Linked DNA regions of Homo sapiens: region 1 is linked to region 2. A link is an interaction called in ENCODE POLR2A ChIA-PET data of the cell type or tissue named here. Cell type or tissue: PC-9. All regions are shown on one strand. Links, peaks and the distances in the headings refer to the core of each region. The heading gives the core; the rest is flanking DNA. Region 1 overlaps FOXO3 (forkhead box O3). Region 2 overlaps ARMC2 (armadillo repeat containing 2).

Region 1 (4,391 bases), core at 159-4,158, 220 kb after region 2:
CCTTAAAACACCTCTATCACAATGTGTCTAAAGAGAGTGCAGTGGTAAGAATACTCTTTATTTCATTTTTATGTCCATCTTCTCTTTTACAAAACAATTTACACTGAAGGAAGCCCTGCACTGGGGCAGAAACCCGTTAGGTGTAGTTAATCAGTTACAGAACTGGCAATCAGTGGCATAACCCTTCCAGGAGGCAGGTGCAATAGGTGTGTGAAGGAGGCAGCATGATGGAATTCACATTTCACAGTCCTGCTGCCTAGAGATTCCTTTGTTTGGTCCACCTTGAATAAATCAGCATAAAGATGACTGCACCTAGCAGAATCTGGCAATTATTTTTCTTGTTATAATGAAGACCGTTTTCTATTGCAAGATACAATTATTGCTAATACTAAAGTATCCATGATCTCTACATACATGCTAACTGGTTGTGAAGACACATGGACCCCAAACAGATCAGATTAGGTGTGAGAGAGAAGCTTCCTGAAATGAAAAGTATTCCACCAATAATTTACAAAGGGGATAATTCCCACAGGCAGGATAAAAACATTCTTTGACTATCTCTTGGCTCTTTGGGAAGATTAAATAAAGCTCTGCATGCAAACTACTCAGTGAAGTGCCAAGTACAAAAGCAGCTCCCAACAACTGTTAGATCCCACACGGAAGCAGTGACATCATAAATGTTAACTTACTGTTTTCCGAGCATCATATACTTTAAGCCAAAAGGTTCCAGGGCGGCCCCTTCCAGGAAAGGATTTCAAACTTTAAAAAAGTATTTCAGAGGTGCCGTGCCAGTCAGAAGTAACTGGTAATTTCTTAAATTTTGTACCCTACGTCCGCTTCAGCCCTTCCAAACCATGTTTACCTTGTGGAGACTGTCCACTCACCCAGACACCAGCTGCATGTGCTTCCCCTGGAACACAGAGAGGTTTTTGTCTGGAAGCAACATGTGGTATCAATTTATCTTTCTCAGCAACGACAACAAGAAATCTGCTCACTTTAAAAATAAAAAGCGAGTTGTGTAATTTAACTCTTAAAAGCCCCTGCTTTTTTTTTTTCTTTAAAGACAACCCCCTCCTCTCTCTTTTTTTTTTTGAGGTGGGGTGGGGTGGGGTGGGAGGAGGACTGTCTGGAGCAGCAAAATGAGTTATGGTTAACTCCAAAGCCAGGCCCACTACTTCCCACCAGGCCGACTGCAGGCGTCTCCTGGTCCTTACAAGGAATTTCAGGGGAAAGCACTGGAAAGGACTGTCTTTCAATACAGTGCTCACCCACTTTGTGTACAGGACCAGCATTTCAAGTGGGTCTCACTGCTTGACTTGTGGGTACTGACAATTCAGAATGAGGTTGCCAAATGCCTGAATTCTAACATACGCGTCTGCTGAACCACAGATGACAAAGGTTTTTTGAACAGCCCAATGGAACCCCAATTCACAGGGAGACCCAGAGGTCTGCGTGCCACAGGAGAGCACTGCAAACAGCTAGCTTCAGGAGCAGGCCCGGGTGGGCGCCTTCGGTGTATAATGACAGGATCTTTCAAAGGCAATTCTCTGGAAGAGGCCCTCAATTTCCCTTCAGTAGTAGTTCTTCACCCCGCCTATTAGAATCACCTGGGGAGACTTTAAACACTCACATCCCAGTCTCAGAGGTTTTGATTCAATAGATGGGGTAAGGCCTGGATATAGGTACATTTTTACAGCTCCCCAGATTATTCTAATGTGCAATTAGGGCCAAGAACCAATGGTCTTTCCTCCTTATATTTCCATTGACTGAGGATCTGATTCCAATCTAATGATTCCCAGTCTCCTTAGATCTGGTAACATAGCACAGTAACTTCCTTTAAGTCCAAGTTTCCATCATTGAGAAGATAAAGGTGAGAACTGGGATGAGAGATTAAAGCTGTGATTTTATGTGCAGAATAAGAGCTAGGGTAATTTTATTTTATTTTAGGTAACTGAGGTCCAGATCTGCTTTTCTTTTGAAAATCATGAGGTGAGGGGAAAGATCCTTGACCTTACCCTGCCTTGGGGACAGTCACCTCATTCTGCTCTGTGATGCTTCTCCACCCAGCATGCACAGGCATGGACAGAAAGAAGGCATGTGGACTTTCACAAAACTAGGAATTGATATAGCCAAAGAAGGAAGGAATGGAACACTAACTGATCCTTGTAATTTCCTTAGATATTGCTAGAATCTAGTTTTTAGCTGCCTACTCCCTTCTGCTAGATTTTATCTACTTTGGGACTAAGATGTTGTTCAAAAGCAGGTGCAGAAAGTATGACAGCATAAAAATGTATCTGAGATCAGAGAGAGTTATTACGTCATATATAATACCAGCTATAATGGCCAAAACCAATTTTCAGATTGAGAAGAAAACATAAACTTTCATGTAAAAGATTGCACAAACAACCTGATATGTAAATCTAGCTCCACTCTACTCTTGCCTAAAGCTTAAAAGTTTAAACCATTAAGGGACTTAAAAAAAAAAAAAAAGACGATGCTCTAAAGTAAACATTGTTGGGAACTTGGCTGAATAATTAAATTTCCAGTTAGAAACAAGATTTCCCGTTAAACTGCTGACGATAACCCTCTACCCACAGAGATGGCCTTTGGAAACTAACATTTAAGTTTTCAAGCAGCAAGCAAGCGACAGGTTCTGGTCCCTCATAAAAAGAATAAAATCATCATCTGGTCATCAGAATAATGAATCAATTTTCTATCCAAACAAAATGAGACATATGAGGCTTTCCCAAGGGGAGAAAGGGCTGGGTACACAATTTATCCTGCCCTCAACTGAAAAAGAAATCCTAGATAGGAAGAAAGTTCTCTTAAATAGCATGAAAAAGATGACTACCACTATACTCCACACACGGTTCTGTTGGGTTTTCTAGGGTGGATTTTATTTTCATATTAATTATTATTATTTTTTCTTTTAGTAATCTTCTTTTCAAGCTCTTCCACAGCTGTTTGTGCTCTTGGAGGGCAAGAGAGAACATTCCATTCCTCACAGCCAAACCTGCACTTCCGGCACACAGAGAACCCTGGCAGTCTTGCAACCTCTGCCCACACCCACTCCCTGCAGCATCCTGCCCCTCCCCACAAACTCTCCTATTTCTAGCCCCAGGTCCCTCTCCCCATAGACTGAGGAAGAAGCATCTAAAGGCGTGCAGTCAGCGAGATGACAGTCCCAGAAAGTAGGTTAAAGCTGCAGCATTTGGATGCCCCTGTTGTCTTTCTCCAAGCTTCTCCTGTGATGTTATTGAATCTGTTTCCCCTTCCCACAAGGTGCTCAGCAAACACATGCTACTGAAATTCTCTTTTAAGACCATGCTCAAATTAGCCACACAAAATGGTTGCCTCAAAGAGTTAACAGGCATGAAGTTATAAAAGCCATGAAGTGGAACAGAAATAGTTTTATTATTAATATTCACTTAGCTTAAACAAAATAAGGCTGCACCTTTTTCCAGTTTGAAAACTTACTGTGTGTGGAAATCGAATAAAAGGGCATAGGAAACATGCATCCAGAACTCAGGAGCACATCCAAGAATTTAGCATCACTTTCATGACATATGACAAGCAACCAGGGCAGGAAGCTCAGTAAAAATAGCAATAGCTGGGGAACATGGAGAGGGCCAGGAAACCCTCTTTCTATGAAACAGGCAGCCCCAACTTCACAGTCGCAGACCCTGAGGACCAAAGAGGCACAGTGCCACACCTGAATCCAATCAGCTCCTAAGTGTCAACAGAGCAGAGACAGACTCACACCACCTGGCCTTGAGGTGTAACCCACCACCCAGAAAGAGAACATTAGTACCAATGTCTGGATTAGCACACTAATAGCAAAGATAAAATGCAGGGTGCAGTCTGGCTCTTTAAACCAGATACCATGTTTTACTATAGCTTTAGCACCCGGCAGAGGGCCTGGTACATAGTAGGGGGTCAAAAAATTGTATCTGTTTAACCATTGAATTAATGGGAAGGGGGCAGGAGCCACAAAATAGACCTGAATTATACTTTAACATGAGATGTGATAAAACATTGAGACCAAAGAATGTCCTACATGAGTGAAGATGGAAGTAAGCTTCCACTGCAAAATGTGAAGTAGCATCTAGGTTGTTCTCAGGTTGAAAAGTCTCATCACTGGTATTAACTTCAATTAAACAGCCCAATTTCCAAAAACCTGAAAATATATACCAACAAGTAGGCTTTAAGGTCTCTAGAATAAGAGATGGAAAGAAGGGCAAACTGATAGGGTGTGTGCTACTCGGTGGAGCAAGGCCTTAGCAGGCATTTCAGGTCCATCCAGGGTGAAGAGCCGGCTCTCCACCTGTCATGGGATGCCATGGGGCCCCCATTACTTGGTAATTCAGTTGGCTCAGAGTCCCAGGCACACT
Region 2 (4,391 bases), core at 148-4,147:
ACGCAAAGCAGTTATACTGCTGGCCTTTTGGAGATGACTACACAAATCTCTTCCTCTTTCACTGTCTTGAAGCAGGAATTCCAAACCTGCCACCACACCCCGGCCCTGCCTGTGGGGTAGCATCAGCCACAAATGACTTCACAGCAAACAAAGGGATGCCCTCCATTTCTGCAGCCTCAGTTACTCCACAAAGCCTACCTCTTCTAAACAATAGAGAAGATCTGAAATGAAACCCAGGGAGCTCTTATACAAATGACAATGATTCCAAGGCTGGAGAGCTCAAATATTTTTTATAACTTTATAATTGGATGACATGTGCTTTTAAAATAACAATGACTTTTTGTTGCCAGTATTTCCTGAATGCTGGCCCAGACCTCAGGGATGACCTGAATGGTGAAGAGGGGTGACTGCAAACAGGGTGGATAAAAGAACCACGATGAAAACATGCTTCAGTGCACCTTGGAGGTGTGAAGCTGGCCTCAGTGCTGGGAAATCACAGCTGCAGAGGGCACCTCCCAGAGCATGCAGACAACAGGCAGGTACCCCAGCGGGGAAGGAGCTAAGCCACTGGGGAAGCACTGAGGAGGGGGATGGTGGGCAAAGCATTCATCTCTGTGGTCACTTTCACATCAGTGTGTACCTCAGCAAGCAGCAGGGTTTTCTAGCATGCACTCCCAAAAGTTAAAAATACATGAAACACACAGTATTCAACCTCACAAGCAAGAACACAGAATAAAAAACAAGGTATGAGTCCTTGCACCAATCCTGCCATCCTGTTCATAAGAAGTGCCCTTCACCTCCAGGTCCCAGCCCCTCTCATCTTGGCAAACCCTTTGTTCCTGCAATTACCAACCCTTTCTGATTTACCTGAGCTGACACGGGACTCGGGTTGCGGGGGGAGCGTTTGAAAAGCTCCTCAGGTGATTCTCATGGGCAGCTACAGCTGAGAACTGCTGTTGGTGAAAAAACCTACATCACATTGTCTCTCCCTTTGGTAAACCCTATCTTTTCACTACAAGTAAAACACAGCTGGGTGTGTTTTCCATATTCTGAGGCCCTGGGCAGTTCTGTGGCCTCAGCTCTCTCCAACTTCCCTTGATCAGCCACTTTCCAGCCACTGGACCTCCAGGTCCTCCACCACCAGCACTTGCTCTCGTGCCCGGTCATTGCACTCGCTTTTCCTTCCATGTGGACACTTGGTCCATGGATTTTTACATGGCTGCCTCCTTCTCATGAGGCACCTTCCTATTCAGCTGCCAGCTCCTCAAAGATACCTTTCAGAGCCACCTGAGCTAAAGCAAATTACCCCACCACAGTCACTCTCGAGTCCATTATCTTGTTTATCTTCTTCAGAGCATTCATCAGCACTCAAATTCTCTTACTTATTTGTTCTCCTGTCATTGTCTATCTCCTCTCACTAGATTGTAAGCTCTCTGAGGACAGAACTTTGTTGGCCTAGAATGGTGCCTGGCACTTAGTAGGAGTTTGATAAATATCAGATCGACTGGCAGTGTAAGAAAGGAAACAAATCGGGACATCAAGGTAAAGCAAGTTGCCTGATGATCTACTTGGTCATGGCATCACAGCATGAGGTACACACCCTGCACATCCTCATTGTCTTGTCTTTTCTCTTCTCTTTTCTTCCTTCCTTCCTCCCTCCCTCTCTTCTTTTTCTTTCCTTCTTTCCTTTTTTCTTTCCTTTCCTCCTTCCCTCTCTCCTTCCCTCTCTTCCTTCCTTCCTTCCTACCTTCCTTTCTCTTTCTGTCTCTCTCTTTCTCTCTCTCTTTCTTTCTTTTTCTCCTTTATTCTAACTCTTCAGCCACATCAGGGACCACACAGGCAAGTGAATGGCACAGGCTGGGGACATGGTGACTGCAGATCATATCCTGGCCACAGAATGGAGGTACCACTCAGCTCCGATCATGCCCCATTGTGGCTGCATGGAATGGGGACCCAGTGTTGCCAGATTTTCTGATTTTTCACAAGAAGTCATAAATCTGGATTCTTCCATGAGATTCTTCTACCTTTTAAATGTTGGAAATGAATTAAAAAAAAATACTTGTCTGTCAAGTATGATGCTCAGGTGGGGGCTGTGATCTTTGGTATGTATCTTCCAGGCTCTCCCCAATTCTCTGTGACTGTAAGCCTATCTCTCTTCATCAAATCTTGTTGATGGAGGGAGAACCAGTTCTGTCAGCTCCTGGTAAAGTGGTTTCCACTTTTTTTGACCACACACAGTCAGAAATCAGTTTGTAATATGACCCTGAACACACACTGAAGACCGAAGTAAAGTCTCTTGAAGCAATACTTACCCCTATCGTGTGTCATGTATTCTGACATTTTCTATTATATTCTATTCTACTTCATTTTTTAAAAATGCTGGTGTGATCCACTAAATTGATTGTCATCCCACTTCTGGGTCCTTTTCCACAGTTTGAGAAACCCTTAGTATGCCCTGGATGGGGAGTGATTCCAATTGTTGGTGGGACTCCTCAGGCTGTGATCTTTAGCCTCTCTGTTCCCAGGTTTAGGTGCCTGGCAGCAATTCTCAGGCAGTAGAAGTCCCATTCAAATTTTGCTTACATGCTCACACGGGATCAGAAGGGCATTCTCAAAGAAATAAGCTTAATGTGCATTATAAGAATCTTATCATTTTCATTAATTTCTAATAAAATTAACAACTTTTTGAACTCTAATTTAAAAATCATTTATTTCTAATATACATGAACCATCCACTAGGGAATACTTATCCTAATATTCTTTTTTTTCTTTTTTGTTGAGACAGTCTTGCTCGTCACCCACGCTGGGGTGCAGTGGCACGATCTCAGCTCACTGCAACCTCCACCTCCTGGTTTCAAGCACTTCTCCTGCCTCAGCCTCCCGAGTAGCTGGGATTACAGGCACGTGCCACCACACCCAGCTAAGTTTTGTATTTTTAGTAGAGACAGGGTTTTACCATGTTGGCCAGGCTGGTCTCGAACTCCTCATCTCAGGTGATCTGGCCGCTTTGGCCTCCCAAAGTGCTGGGATTACAGGCATGAGCCACCGCGCCCAGTCACTTATCCTAATTTCCTTTTCCTACCAACTGTAATATTTAGGTATTCCTTATAAGCACCCAGAAAAATATATGAACAATGTTTCTTAGCCAGCTTTTGCCCAATATTAACTAATCTTAGTTAATATAAAAATCATCCAGGGTTAGGAAAAATCATATAAAATTAGCTTTTGTGTGCAAATTCAAGAAGCATGCCTGTCCCCAGAGATTACAGGATGTTACATGGCCTTACAGTCGGAGGGAGGAAGGGATCTGTCCGGCAGAAGGGCCCGCTGGGAGGCAGCCCTGAATAAGCGAGCCCTGGCGTTGCTTACTCTTCTAATCTTCGCAGGGTCCACTGGGGGCTTAGGAAAGGAAAAGCAGGAATCCTCCTCTCTGGTGGGAGATGCTGGAACTTTCGGTTTCTGGAAAGAGATTTTTTTAAATAACTGGAATGACTTTCTGCGTCTCAAATAACACTTACCTCAGAGCTGGCCACAACCCTTCCAGAAGAGCACAAGGCCTATCTGCCTGCCTTCATCTTGGCTTCCTGATTCTACCAACTCACTGGCCCATCTTACATAATGTGATATATGTATACATAAAGCACTTTTTAATTGTTTTTCTTAATCATATTGTATTAACTACTCTGCTGTGCTATTACCATACTTGAGTAAAACAGTTTACCCATGCTAGCAAACAGATATTATCTGTATAAAAGACTACAAAATTGGCCGGGCGCAGTGGCTCATGCCTGCAATCCCAGCACTTTGGGAGGCCGAGGCAGGTGGATCACTTGAGGTCAGGAGTTCAAGACCAGCCTTACCAATATGGTGAAACCCCATCTCCACTAAAAATACAAAAATAGGCTGGGCATGGTGGCGCATGCTTGTAGTCCCAGCTACTCAGTAGGCTGAGGCAGGAGAATTGCTTGAACCCAGGAGTTGGAGGTTGCAGTGAGCCAAGACTGCACCACTGCACTCCAGCCTGGGTGACAGAGCAAGACTCCATCCCGCCCCCCCACCCCCAAATAAAAAAAGACTACAAAATTACATATAGCATATTCAACATGCTTTAAAAATTTCTGAGTTCAATTCAGTTCAGAAAACATTTGTTGAGTACCTACATGTACCAAGAATTATGTGGAATGTAAGTGGTACATTTACATATTTTGGATGCCACAAATGTATTTTTTTAATGATATCAAAATTTTTAAATAAGTTAGGTGGAAAAGTCATAAAACATAAAAGCAAAAAGTTGTCTTGGACTTATGAAAGTGTTTTGTTTCTATTTATTGATTTATTTATTTATTTTGAGATGGAGTTTCACTCTTGTCACCCAGGCTGGAGTGCAATGG

The links. Peaks named below come from ENCODE experiments on the same cell type or tissue, not always from the same donor. Only the 100,000 strongest peaks of a DNase experiment are listed, where the experiment ranks them.
Region 1: POLR2A ChIA-PET joins it to region 2 with 6 read pairs; 2 of 35 experiments call an interaction of 5 or more read pairs at or near these places.

The regions. Positions count from the first base shown.
Region 1 is chr6:108,652,837-108,657,227 of GRCh38, reverse strand. The region is part of intron 1 of FOXO3 (forkhead box O3); the gene reads right to left. Among named protein-coding and RNA genes, the nearest start is that of FOXO3, 94 kb to the right of the region's middle. In PC-9, for the core only: no CTCF peak of the experiment used is centred there; no DNase peak of the experiment used is centred there.
Region 2 is chr6:108,867,892-108,872,282 of GRCh38, reverse strand. It overlaps ARMC2 (armadillo repeat containing 2), which reads right to left. Exons shown (of 18, transcript NM_032131.6): 4 at 3,288-3,459. Among named protein-coding and RNA genes, the nearest start is that of ARMC2, 22 kb to the right of the region's middle. In PC-9, for the core only: no CTCF peak of the experiment used is centred there; a DNase peak (open chromatin) is centred at 2,192.